Regions from separate parts of the Homo sapiens genome. Here region 1 is linked to region 2. A link is an interaction called in ENCODE POLR2A ChIA-PET data of the cell type or tissue named here. Cell type or tissue: OCI-LY7. All regions are shown on one strand. Each heading gives the region's core, and the rest is flanking DNA. Links, peaks and the distances in the headings are about the cores only. Region 1 has its middle 6.6 kb from the start of PCGF3. Region 2 overlaps PCGF3 (polycomb group ring finger 3).

Region 1 (6,347 bases), core at 579-5,578, 53 kb before region 2:
ATCCCAGCACTTTGGGAGGCCGAGGCGGGCGGATGGATCACGAGGTCAGGAGATCAAGACCATCTTAGCTAACACAGTGAAACCCCATCTCTACTAAAAATACAAAAAATCAGCCGGGCGTGGTGGCAGGCACCTGTAATCCCAGCTACTCGGGAGGCTGAGGCAGGAGAATCGCTTGAACCTGGGAGGCGGAGGTTGCATGAGCCAAGATCGTGCCATTGCACTCCAGCCTGGGCAATAGAGCAAGACTCTGTCTCAAAAAAAAAAAAAAAAAATGCCAGGCGTGGTGGCTCACGCCTGTAATCCCAGTACTTTGGGAGGCTGAGGCGGGCAGATGACGAGGTCAGGAGATCGAGGCCATCCTGACTAACACGGTGAAACCCCATCTCTACTAAAAATACAAAAAATTAGCCTGTAGTCCCAGCTACTCAGGAGGCTGAAGCAAGAGAATGGCGTGAACCTGGGAGGTGGAGCTTGCAGTGTGAGTGGAGATCGCACCACTGCACTCCAGCCTGGGCGACAGAGCGAGATTCCGTCTCAAAATAAAATTTAAAAAAAAACTTTGAGATGGGTATTTAATGTTTTTGCCTGTCTTTTGGCAGGTAGGTATTGTGTGTGTGTGTGTGTGCGCGCGCACATGCCTGTGTGTAGTGTATGTGTCTAATTTCTCTGTGGGTATGACTGATATCTAACATTTTGTGTATAGTGTGGCATAACTACTTTGTGTATGTTATCAAATTTTTATTGAATATGTTGGAAATGAGCATCTATCTTTGTTTTTTGTTTTTGTTTTGTTTTTCTTTTTGAGATGGAGCTCCTTCTGTTGCCCAGGCTGGAGTGCAGTGGCGCGATCTCAGCTCACTGCAACCTCCACCTCCTGGGTTCAAGCGATTCTTCTGCCTCAGCCTCCCGAGTAGCTGGGATTACAGGCGCCTGCCACCACGTCTGGCTAATATTTGTATTTTTAGTAGAGACGGGGTTTCACCATGTTGACCAGGCTGGTCTGGAACTCCTGACCTCAGGTGATCCACCTGCCTCGGCCTCCGAAAGTACTGGGATTACAGGCGTGAGCCACTGCACCCAACCAATTTTGTTCTTTTTAAGGTTGTTTTGGCTATTCTGAGTCCCCTGAATTTCCATATAAATTTTAGGATCAGCTTGTCAATTTCTGAAAAAAGCTCATTAGGACTTTGATATGGATTGTGTTGAATGATTAGGTTGGAGACACCTTAACAATATTGTCTTCCCACCACGGACGCAGGACATCTTTCCATTTACTTAGACCTTCTTTAGATTCTTTTGGTCATGGTTTGTAGTTGTAGCTTTCAGAATATTAGTTTTGCACTCTTTGGCTACATTTATTTGCTTTTTAAAATTATTAGACTTTATGTTTCAGAGCAATTTTAGATTTACAGAAAAATCTATCAGAAAGTACGGCGTTCCCATATACCCCTCTCTCCCCCAAACCCTGCACTCCACTTCCCTGTTATCTACATCTCGCATGAGTTTGGTACTTTTGTTAGGATTGATGAACCGATATCGACACGATCTTCTTAACCGAAGTCCATCCTGAAGTCCACACTGGATGCTCTTTGTGCGGTGTGTTCTATATTGGTTAGTTAGTTAGTTTGTTTGAGACAGAGTCTCCCTCTCTCGCCCAGGCTAGAGTGCAGTGGTACGACCTCGGCTCACTGCAATCTCCGCCTCCCGGGTTCAAAGGATTCTCCTGCCTCAGCCTCCCAAGTAACTGGGATTATAGGCATGTGCCACCACGTCCGCCTAATTTTTGTATTTTTAGTAGAGACGGTTTTGCCATGTTGGCCAGGTCTCAAAACTCCTGACCTCAAGTGATCCGCCTGCATCAGCCTCCCAAAGTGCTGGGATTACAGGCGCGAGCCACCGTGCCTGGCCGTTGACATTCGATGTTTAACCTACACAGTTAACTGCACATTATTCCAAGATAGGCCAAGTCCATGCAGTGTCTCCAGGCTCTTCTGAGCAGGCCGGGGCTTTAGAGCGTGCTCCCTGCTCACCACACCACACGCAGCTTTCTGGTGGTCATTGCTGAGTTTTAGTTTTGTGTAAAAACACGCACACACAGGCCGGGCGCGGTGGTTCACGCCTGTAATCCCAGCACTTTGAGAGGCTGAGGCAGGCGGATCACCTGAGGTCAGGAGTTCGAGACCCGCCCAACCAACATGGTGAAACCCCGTCTCTATTAAAAATACAAAATTAAACTCCGTCTCTACTAAAAATACAAAAAATTAGCCGGACATGGTGGCACATGCCTGTAATCCCAGCTACTCAGGAGGCTGAGGCAGGAGAATCACTTGAGCCCGGGAGGCGGAGGTTGCAGTGAGCCGAGATCGCGCCACTGCACTCAAGCCTGGGGGACAAGAGCGAGACTCCGTCTGAAAACAAACAAAACAAAACAAAAAACTACACACACACACACACACACACACACACACACACACACAGGTGAACGGCTGGAATTATTTCTCCGGCGATGGTTAAATGATACTTGGGTTCAGTTGTTGGTGATGTGCCAGCTGCTCAGGGTCTGGTTCTTCTGACTCTTTTGTGGGCGTCCTGCCTCCCCATATCCGGCATCCTACCAGGCGTCCGAGCATGTTCCTAGCACGGTGTTTGCGTCTCCACCTGCAGAGTCAGGTTAGTCCTCAAGTCTGAAGCTCCTCACGACTCTCTCTTCCTCTGCTCTTGTGAGATCATCACGTCTGCGATTTCAGCCCTGCCTGGCTCCCCTGCGCTTCCACTGCTTCCCTGCCTCCCTGTCCTCAGCAGCGTCACTTACAGCCACACCAAGCTCTTCAACTGGTTTGTGAATTACCTCATGGACTGGTTTTCGTGTGTGTCCAGGACTATAAATTTTATTTCCAAGATTTCCACCTGGTTGATTGAAACAGGCATTCACTGATGCGTTCACCCAACAAACTCCCATGAGGCCTCCTCTGCAGGGCACCTGCGGGCACTTCCGGCTCCCAGAGGGGCCTGGCGTCTGGAGGGAGAAGTGGAAGGAGACTGAAGGGCGCCTGAGGTGGGCAGGCGGCACAAGCAGCAAGCGAGGGCGGCAATCTTTTTTTTTTTTTTTTTTGAGATGGAGTCTCGCTCTGTCGCCCAGGCTGGAGTGCAGTGGCACTATCTTGGCTCACTGCAACCTCTGCCTCCTGAGTTCAAGCAATTCTCCTGCCTCAGCCTCCCAGGTAGCTGGGATTCCAGGTGCCCACCACCACGCCCAGCTAATTTTTTTTGTATATTTAGTACAGATGGGGTTTCACCATGTTGGCCAGGCTGGTCTCAAACTCCTGACCTCAGGTGATCCACCCACTTTGACCTCCCAAAGGGTTGGGATTATAGGCGTGAACCACCGGGCCCGGCTGATTTTCAACATTACCAAATATCTAATCAGTGTCCCTCACCACGATTGTTGCGTAATGTGCTTCGTTTCGTTTTCAGTTTGCGTGACTCAGGATGCAAATCAAGCCATAGGTCTACACTCACTTCCTCTCGATTGTTTCTCTCATTGTATCTTCTTCAATCCCCTGCACAGCTGGTTGTGGAAGAAACAGTTCCTAGTCCTGAGAGTTTCTGCTGACATTCCAAGGCATCTCCCGCCTGTCCCCGAATTCTATAAATCAGTGTGAGACCCGGAGGCCTAATCAGTGTCTTAGTGTGGGTCCCCAAGAAGCAGAGCCTGAGCTAAGGGGCTTGGGGTGGGTTGGGCTGGGATCTTTCCTCGGGCGACCACCTTAGGGAGTCAGAAAGGGGCAGAGAGTGTGAAATGGGAAGAAACAGCAACGCTGAAGAAAAGGTGCATCCCAGGGCTGCCTGAGTCCCTGGGAGAGCTCCCCCTGCACCGTGGGCCCCAGCCAGAGAAGGCCTGGGACGAAGACCCACTGGGGGGCCTCCCACGGAGCAGCCAGAGGGGCGAGGCTGGGTGGGGGGACGGAGCACCTGCTGCACCTGTATTCAGGGTGGATTTTTAAGCAAGATCTCGTTGTAGCCGTGTCGCTTTCCTACCAGGAGGCCCATGACATCCGGCTGTCTCTCTGGTAATGTTCATATCAATGACGGTTGTTACCTGTGTCATTATCTCACTGGGGCTGTGACGGGGGAGAGTTTATTCTATACTTTCTTCATTTACCAGCTGCAATGTTCCTAGAGAGAAGCCAGCACTCGCCAGATCTTTGGCCACCCCGAGGTGTCGTGTGCATAAGGGAAGATGAGAGGCTGGTTGACGCCCACCCTTCACCAGTTTTGTAAATAACAAGCTGGCGCCCCAGAACCCATCCACAGCAGCTTTTTCAGTGGCATTATGCATTCGTGGTGCAAGCATCCTTACTGTGCTTCAATCAGTGGCTTCAGTCGTGGCCGGCGCACACTGATGGAGTTTCTTCCTCGTCGCGGGTCATATTTTCCTCTTTGCATGTCTGATGACTTTTGATTAGATGCAGGCGTTGTTCACTTTCCCTGTTGAGTTCTGAGTATATTTGCATTCCTATTAAATATCCCTGTGTTTTGCTCTGGACACAAAGTCAAGTTACTTGGAGACACATTGGTCCTTCCAGCCTTCTGAGCTTTGGAGTCTGGACCAGCGCAGAGTTCGCTCCTGTCCCACAGCTGACCGCCCTGCCTGGTGCCCCTGGGACGACGAGGACATCCTGGGGCCGGAGGGGGTGCAAAGACTCCCAGCCCTGTTCCGCCAGCTTCTTTCCAGAGTCCTTGCCAGCTCCGGGCAGCTCCCACATGCCTGCCCCATCCTGGAGCTCTGGCTGTGGGCAGTCCCTCCTCTCCGTCCCTGCCCTGTGGACTCTGGTGTGTGGGCCTCCCTGACTCCCAGCTTTGCCTCCTCCGCCCAGCTCCTCTCCCTGAGTTGCAGCCAGGAGGCTTCCTTTAGGCCTCGCCCCATTTGCTCCTCTCTCAGGCACCATGTCCTGTGCTCCCTGATGCCCAGTGTCTGAAGATCGTTGGATGTATTTTGTCCACTGTTTCAGCTGCTTCGGGAAAGAGGGTAAACTCACGCCCTGCACACACATGCCGATGGCACAGAGATTGAGGCTGTGAGCTTTGCCTCCCCCTGGTGTGAAAATACGTCATCTTCTGGCTTTGCAGTCAGTGCTGTGCACCTCAGTTTTGATCTGCCTTGTAGTTTTATGAGTCTCATGAGGGAATTCGGGGAGATACAAAATTCTTGCTACTGCCACCATCTTCCCAGAATCCACAGGGATTTATTTATTTATTTATTTTATTTTGAGACAGGGTCTTCCTCTGTCATCTGGGCTGGAGTACAGCGGTGCAATCTCGGCTCACTGCAACCTCCACCTGCTGGGCTCAAGCAATCCTCCCACCTCAACCTCCCAAGGAGCTGAGGCCACAGATGCACACCACCATGCACCACCATGCCCAGATACTTGTTGTTGTTTATTTTTAGTATAAACAGGGTTTCACCATGTTGCTCAGGCTGGTCTTGAACTCCTGGGTTCAAATGATCCACCAGTCTCGGCCTTTCAAAGTGCTGGGGTTATAGGCATGAGCCACTGCACCCCACCTATTTTTATTTTTTTATTTTTTATTTTTTTTAAGAGACAGGGGCCAGGCATGGTGGCTCATGCCTGTAATCCCAGCACTTTGGGAGGCCGAGACAGGTGAATCACTTGAGGTCAGGAGTTCGAGACCAACCTGGCCAACATGCCAAGACTCCATCTCTACTAAAAATTCAAAAATTAGCCAGGTGTGGTGGCTTATGCCTGTAATCCCAGCTACTTGAGAGGCTGAGGCACGAGAATTGCTTGAACGTGGGAGGTGGAGGCTGCAGTGAGCCGAGATCGTGCCACTGCACTCCAGCCTGGGTGACAGTGTGAGACTCCATATCAAAGAAAAGAAAAGAAAAGAAAAGAAAAGAAAAGAAAAGAAAAGAAAAGAAAAGAAAAGAAAAGAAAAGAGATGGGGTCTCACTATGTTATTCCAGGCTGGTCTCAAACTCCTGCGCCCAAGTAATCCTCCCGCCTCAGCCTCCCAAAGTGCTGGGACTACAGGTGTGAGCCACACTGGCCTCCACAAAGCATTTTTAGGGCAGGCAAATGGGTAGAATGTTCAATGGTAAATGGGTAGAACTTCAATGGTCCCTGCTCCAGGTAAATGGCAGCAACTGTGAGCCCTTTTCTCATCTCGCAGGACAGCATATCCTGGATACCGGAGGTCACTCTGTAAGTAAGAGTGTGTGGTACCATCAGTCTCTTCTTTATCAGTCTTCTTTATCTTTATCTCTTCTTTATTCACTATCCAAGGTGTGGAGGTTCAAGAGTGTATCCGATTAACCGTGTGGA
Region 2 (5,000 bases), core at 1-5,000:
GGATGGAGTCTTGCTGTGTTGCCTAGGCCGGTCTGAACTCCTGGGCTGAAGCAGTCCACCTGCCTCAGTCTCCCAAAGTGCCAGGATTCCAGGCGTGAGCCCACGTGCCCGCCAAGTCTTTGTAAGCGCATTTCCGGCTGTGTTTCCTGTGTGCTCCTGGCTGCTCCCTGCGGACTTTGATGAATAATATTTTCACTGGCATTCATTTCTAAAGAAGCTGTAATTTCATCAGAGTTCCTTTTTAATCGAGAAGTTTGTTCTGAAACATTTGAGTAACGTGGCCTTTTTGGGTTCCATCCACTCCTCTTTCTAGTCTCCTTCCCGGGCGGTCAGGGAGTGTTGTCTACACGGATCTCTGCCTTGGGGGATTGAGATCTTCTTGCTTGTTCACTTGGGTGCAGATTTTCCAGGGGTCCTGGGGTGATTTTCCTTTGGCTGAGTTTGCTGGTTGGTGTGGTGGGTAAACAAGCGGACCCCGGGGGCCAGTTGCCCACGTCCTGCTCTGCCTTTAGCCAGGGTGTGGCCCTTCACAAGTGACCTACCTCTGCCTCAGTTTCTCTGTCTGTGGCGTGAGGTGGTGGTGAGATTGCCTCGAGGTTTTTATGAAGATTAAATGATTTCCTATTTGTGAGGCACTTTGAGGTGTTAAGTTGAATGAATGAGAAACAAGCAGGCAGCCTGGGAGATTGTGAACTCCGACATCCAAGTCCGGTCGTTTTTCTTGTGGATTCTTGTTTTCTCCGTGTCTCTGTAACCTCGCGGTGTTGCTTAGGAGCCGTGCTGCTGGCTATGCAGGCTGATGGTTCTTACGTAGTTTTGATGACTTGCACCTTTTGCCAGTGTGGATTCTTTTTTTTTCTTTTTTCCTGTTCAGTGTGTTTTCGCTCTAACCCCCGATTCTCTTGTACTAACATCGCTACAGTTGCTGTTGGTCTCTGCTTCCACCCTCCCTGTCATTTGTTTCAGCTGTGTTACGGAGGCCTTTGCTTTGCTTTTTTGCACACATCTCAGGTTCTCTTTGATAGGAGAGTTTAACCCGTTGTCTTTGTTGTGAGAATACATTTTTTCCCCTCTCCATGAGGGCTTGGATCCGGTTTTGGTGTCTTCTTTCTCTGCTCTAATGGTTTGGGAATTTTGCATTCTCTTTCTGTTCTTCTTGTGGCTGCCCTTAAACTTGGATTCCGTGTCCGTTTGTGGGATTATCCGCGTCTATAACTTCGTGATGAGTTCCTGATCTCCGTCTTCCAAAACTTGGGAAGTCATCCGAGGGTTTGTTCCAGATTGTTTTGGGTAATTTTAAAATTTTATTTCACACTAATTTTATTCTAGGAATCGCTTCTTCATCTTACTGAAGTTTTGATGCGACGTTATAGTTATTTAGGCTTAACGGGAGGTTGCATGGGTTTTGTGGCCGTTTCTGGTGTCTTCCTGGTGTGTTTGGATTTGTGCTTCGCCACGTCCGCACGTCACTTCTGAGCCCAGTGCGGTGGCCCCTGAGCTCCTGCCGGTCACGGGCTGTGTGTTGTCCCCCTCACACCAGAGACAGTCGTTTCTTCTCTTAACTCTTAAGCCCTCCTCAGTCACTCGGATGAACTGATTAAATTCTGTGCTTTTAATACTAAGCATTAAAAAAAAAAAAACATATGAGGGAAGCACCTGCCACCCAGGCCCATGTTTCTGCTCTCAGCCTTGTGCCCTCCCCCGGTGGCCCCTCCAAAGGGCATGAAGCTGTGGATGCTGTGCCTGTGCCTGGAGGCTCTGGCCCTCCCACCCCTGGCTGGGCTCCAGCTCTAGGTTTGTTCAGCAGCCAACTCAGAGCAGCCGAGGCTCAGGGTGGCATCAGCCGGCCGCGCTGGCTTCACAGCCGACCTCTTCTCCATCATCTGACGGGCGCAGGCCCCCTCGCTGCCACCCCCACTGGTGGGCACTCAGCCTCAAGGCACAGGCCTCCTGGGACTGGTGGCTCCTCTGAATCTTCCTGAGAGAGGCAAGTTTAGTCATCGCTGAGCAACGCAAAAGCGTGTCGGGTTTATTTACTCACAACGATGTCTTCTAAACCAAAAATACTTGACGGGGCCTTTCTTTCTGTTTTCCGAGGGAGGGGATGGGGATCCTCCTGGAAGATGGTGCCCCCTGCACAGGTGAATGGCGTTTCCCACACTTGACCTTGGGAGTTTGGAAACTGGCGAAGCCGCCTCTTCCACTGCCCTTGCTGTTCCCTCCTGAGGTCCCTGGTCGTTCTTTCTCCTCTCAGTTCTGCCTCCCGCAGTCCCTGCATCTGCCACCTTCTCTGTGTGACCCCATTCCTTTCACAGCCAGAAGCCTCTTGGTTAGCCTCAGGTGACTCATTTGCTTCACAGCTGTTTTTTGCTCTCATCTTTTTTTAAGTATAAGCCATCGGTCTGTTTAATTCCAGAACTCTCCTTTCTGGAGCCTGACTTCTTTGGGAGCAGCCGGCGGGTTTCATGGATGCACGGCCACAGCTGTTCCGCTCTTTTCCCCCAGCTGCTGCTTCCAGAGCCTGGCTTTGCGTGGGCATCCTGAGGCCTCCGGGGACCGGGCGGGCAAGGGTGGGGTTTGTGGATAAGGAGTGAGGTGGGGGACGGGCCTGCTGCCCTGAGCTGGGGTCCTGAGTGTCCGCTGGGACTCGGGGGTGGGGGGCCATGCAGTCTTGGGGATACAGGGGCTCTACATGGACTTCGACCCCTGTGTGTGCAGCCTCCTCCGGTTCCAGGCCCCCGGGGTCTTCCCACCAGACTGAGGCTGGGCAGACGGGAGGGGCCTGCGCGTGGCTGTGACCCCGCCAGGGCAACCCCAGAGATTCCCGCCGCCTTCAGGCCCCTGTCAGATCCAAACACTCGGCCTCCGCCCATCTTCGTTTTCAGAGCCTCGGGATTGCCAGTGCCCTCCTGGTGCCCGTCTGTCCAGGGCTCTTCTGAACACGTCCCTGATGAAACTCTTCTCTCACTTCAGTAGGCTTTGTCCTCTGTCGAACCACAAAGGTTTGTGTTTGAGATTAGCTCCATTACCTGGATAGTGGGAGACAGATCCCGGCCCTCACTGGAGGCCCCTCTGGGTGCTGATGGCTCACACACCTGAGCTGCCAGGTGGCCCAGGAGAGGGCATGGGCACCTTCTCTCCCAGAGCTGACAAGCCCCGGAGCAAATGGCAAGGAAGTTAGAACAGAACTTTAGAGCTTTTTTATTTTTCTGAGACAGGATCTTACTTTCTTGCCTAGGCTGGAGTATAGTGGTGCAATCTCAGCTCCCTGCAGCCTCGACCTCTTGGGCTCAAGTGCTTCTCCCAACTCAGCCTCCCGAGTAGGGACCACAGGTGTGAGCCACTGTACCTGGCCTAGAACTTAATGTTTAAGAAGACTCTTGGCCGGGTGCGGTGGCTCACGCCCGTAATCCCAGCATATTGGGAGGCCGAGGCAGGCGGATCACAAGGTCAGGAGATCAAGACCATCCTGGCTAGCACAGTGAAACCCCATCTCTACTAAAAATACAAAAAATTAGCTGGGCGTGGTCGTGGGCACCTGTACTCGGAGGCTGAGGCAGGATAATGGCGTAAACCCGGGAGGCAGAGCTTGCAGTGAGCCGAGATCACGCCACTGCACTCCAGCCTGGGCGACAGAGCGAGAGTCCGGTCTCAAAAAAAAAAAAAAGAAGACTGGACCAGGCACGGTGGCTCACGCCTGTAATCCCAGTACTTTGGGAGGCTGAGGCGGGCAGATTGCCTAAGCTCAGGAGTGCGAGACCAGCCTGGGCAACAAGGTGAAACCCCGTCTCTACTAAAATACAAAAAATTAGCCGGGCATGGTGGTGGGTGCCTGTAATCCCAGCTACTCGGAGGCTGAGGCATGAGAATCGCTTGAACTTGCAGTGAGCTGAGATCGAGGCACTGCACTCCAGCCTGGGTAACAAGAGCGAGACTCTGACCTTCTACGAACCCTACATTCAGCTTCCCTTGGAGCGAGCAGCTGCCCAGTGGACTTCAGGGGCGTTCTGGGTCCTGGCAGGAGTCGCCTCCGTCTTTGGTGGTCCTGGCACCCACAGACCCAGTGGGACTGCAGGGCTGGTGTGGTCTCTGCTCATCTTCGCTCGTGCAGAGTTAGGAAACCCTTACCGGGCCTGTTGACTTGGTGGGTGTGATGTCCCAGCACCAGAAACAGGGGAAATGGCTCCTATACCCTGAGCAGGCTGGGGGTTCTGGTGTGGGGTCCCTGCCGCCCTCCAGAGGCTCCAATGGCTCTTGTGTCTGGAGCTGGAAATGTGGTTTGTTTTCACTCCTCCGAGTTGTGCCTCCCTGGCCCACTGGCTCCTGTCCGCACCCTCGGGCACGCGCTGTGCTCTTGGGACTTCACACCCGAGAGCCGGTCACCTGCTCCTGCTGCACGCCTGCTGGAAGTGGGCTCTGCCTGCAAGGGCCTCGCAGCCGGCGTGGTGAGGGTTGGCTGGTGGGGAGCGGAGAGCCCACCCATCCAGGCCAGAGCCCCTGGAGGTAGAAGGGGCGGAGGGTAGAAAGAGCCTCTCCTGGACTGTAGAGGTGAGGCAGGAGGTAGTGAGCTGGGACCTGGTGCCAGGCTGCCCCACGTGCCGTGGGTGGTGAGTCCGGGGCAGAGTGAACGGGTAAGGCTGGAGGTGAGGTTGGGGACCTTGGGGGCCTGTGGCGAGAACTTGCTGTTCACCCAGAGGAGGGAGATGAGGCAGTTGGGATGTGAGATCGGGGTGTGCTGTGGGATGCAGCCTGGCGTGGCTTTATCCCCAGAGGGTTGCCACTTAGCGCAGCTGCTCTGCAGTGAGCTGCCTGCACGGCCAGGGTGGCCATGCGGAGACCAGGCAGGCGTCTGAGCCAGAGGCCCAGGCAGGTGGCGGTGCGGGTGCAGCACTGGGTTTGGGGCATATTTAAAAGGGAGGGAGCCTGCAGGATTCGCTGGTGATCCAGATGCAGATGGCAGATCTTGGGCTCTTTTTCACTTCCAGGTGGACAAGGAGCTC

What was found. Peaks named below come from ENCODE experiments on the same cell type or tissue, not always from the same donor. Only the 100,000 strongest peaks of a DNase experiment are listed, where the experiment ranks them.
Region 1: POLR2A ChIA-PET joins it to region 2 with 6 read pairs; 2 of 35 experiments call an interaction of 5 or more read pairs at or near these places.

Annotation. Positions count from the first base shown.
Region 1 is chr4:696,081-702,427 of GRCh38, forward strand. No RefSeq gene overlaps it. Among named protein-coding and RNA genes, the nearest start is that of PCGF3, 6.6 kb to the right of the region's middle. RefSeq lists an enhancer at 4,714-5,214. In OCI-LY7, for the core only: a CTCF peak has its summit at 5,117 (motif pointing left); DNase peaks (open chromatin) are centred at 2,981, 3,481 and 5,101; H3K4me3 peaks cover 1,282 bases; H3K27ac peaks cover 1,987 bases.
Region 2 is chr4:749,991-754,990 of GRCh38, forward strand. The region is part of intron 8 of PCGF3 (polycomb group ring finger 3); the gene reads left to right. It overlaps LOC124900163 (chloride intracellular channel protein 6-like), which reads right to left. Exons shown (of 2, transcript XM_047416474.1): 2 at 1-5,000. Among named protein-coding and RNA genes, the nearest start is that of PCGF3-AS2, 28 kb to the left of the region's middle. In OCI-LY7, for the core only: no CTCF peak of the experiment used is centred there; no DNase peak of the experiment used is centred there.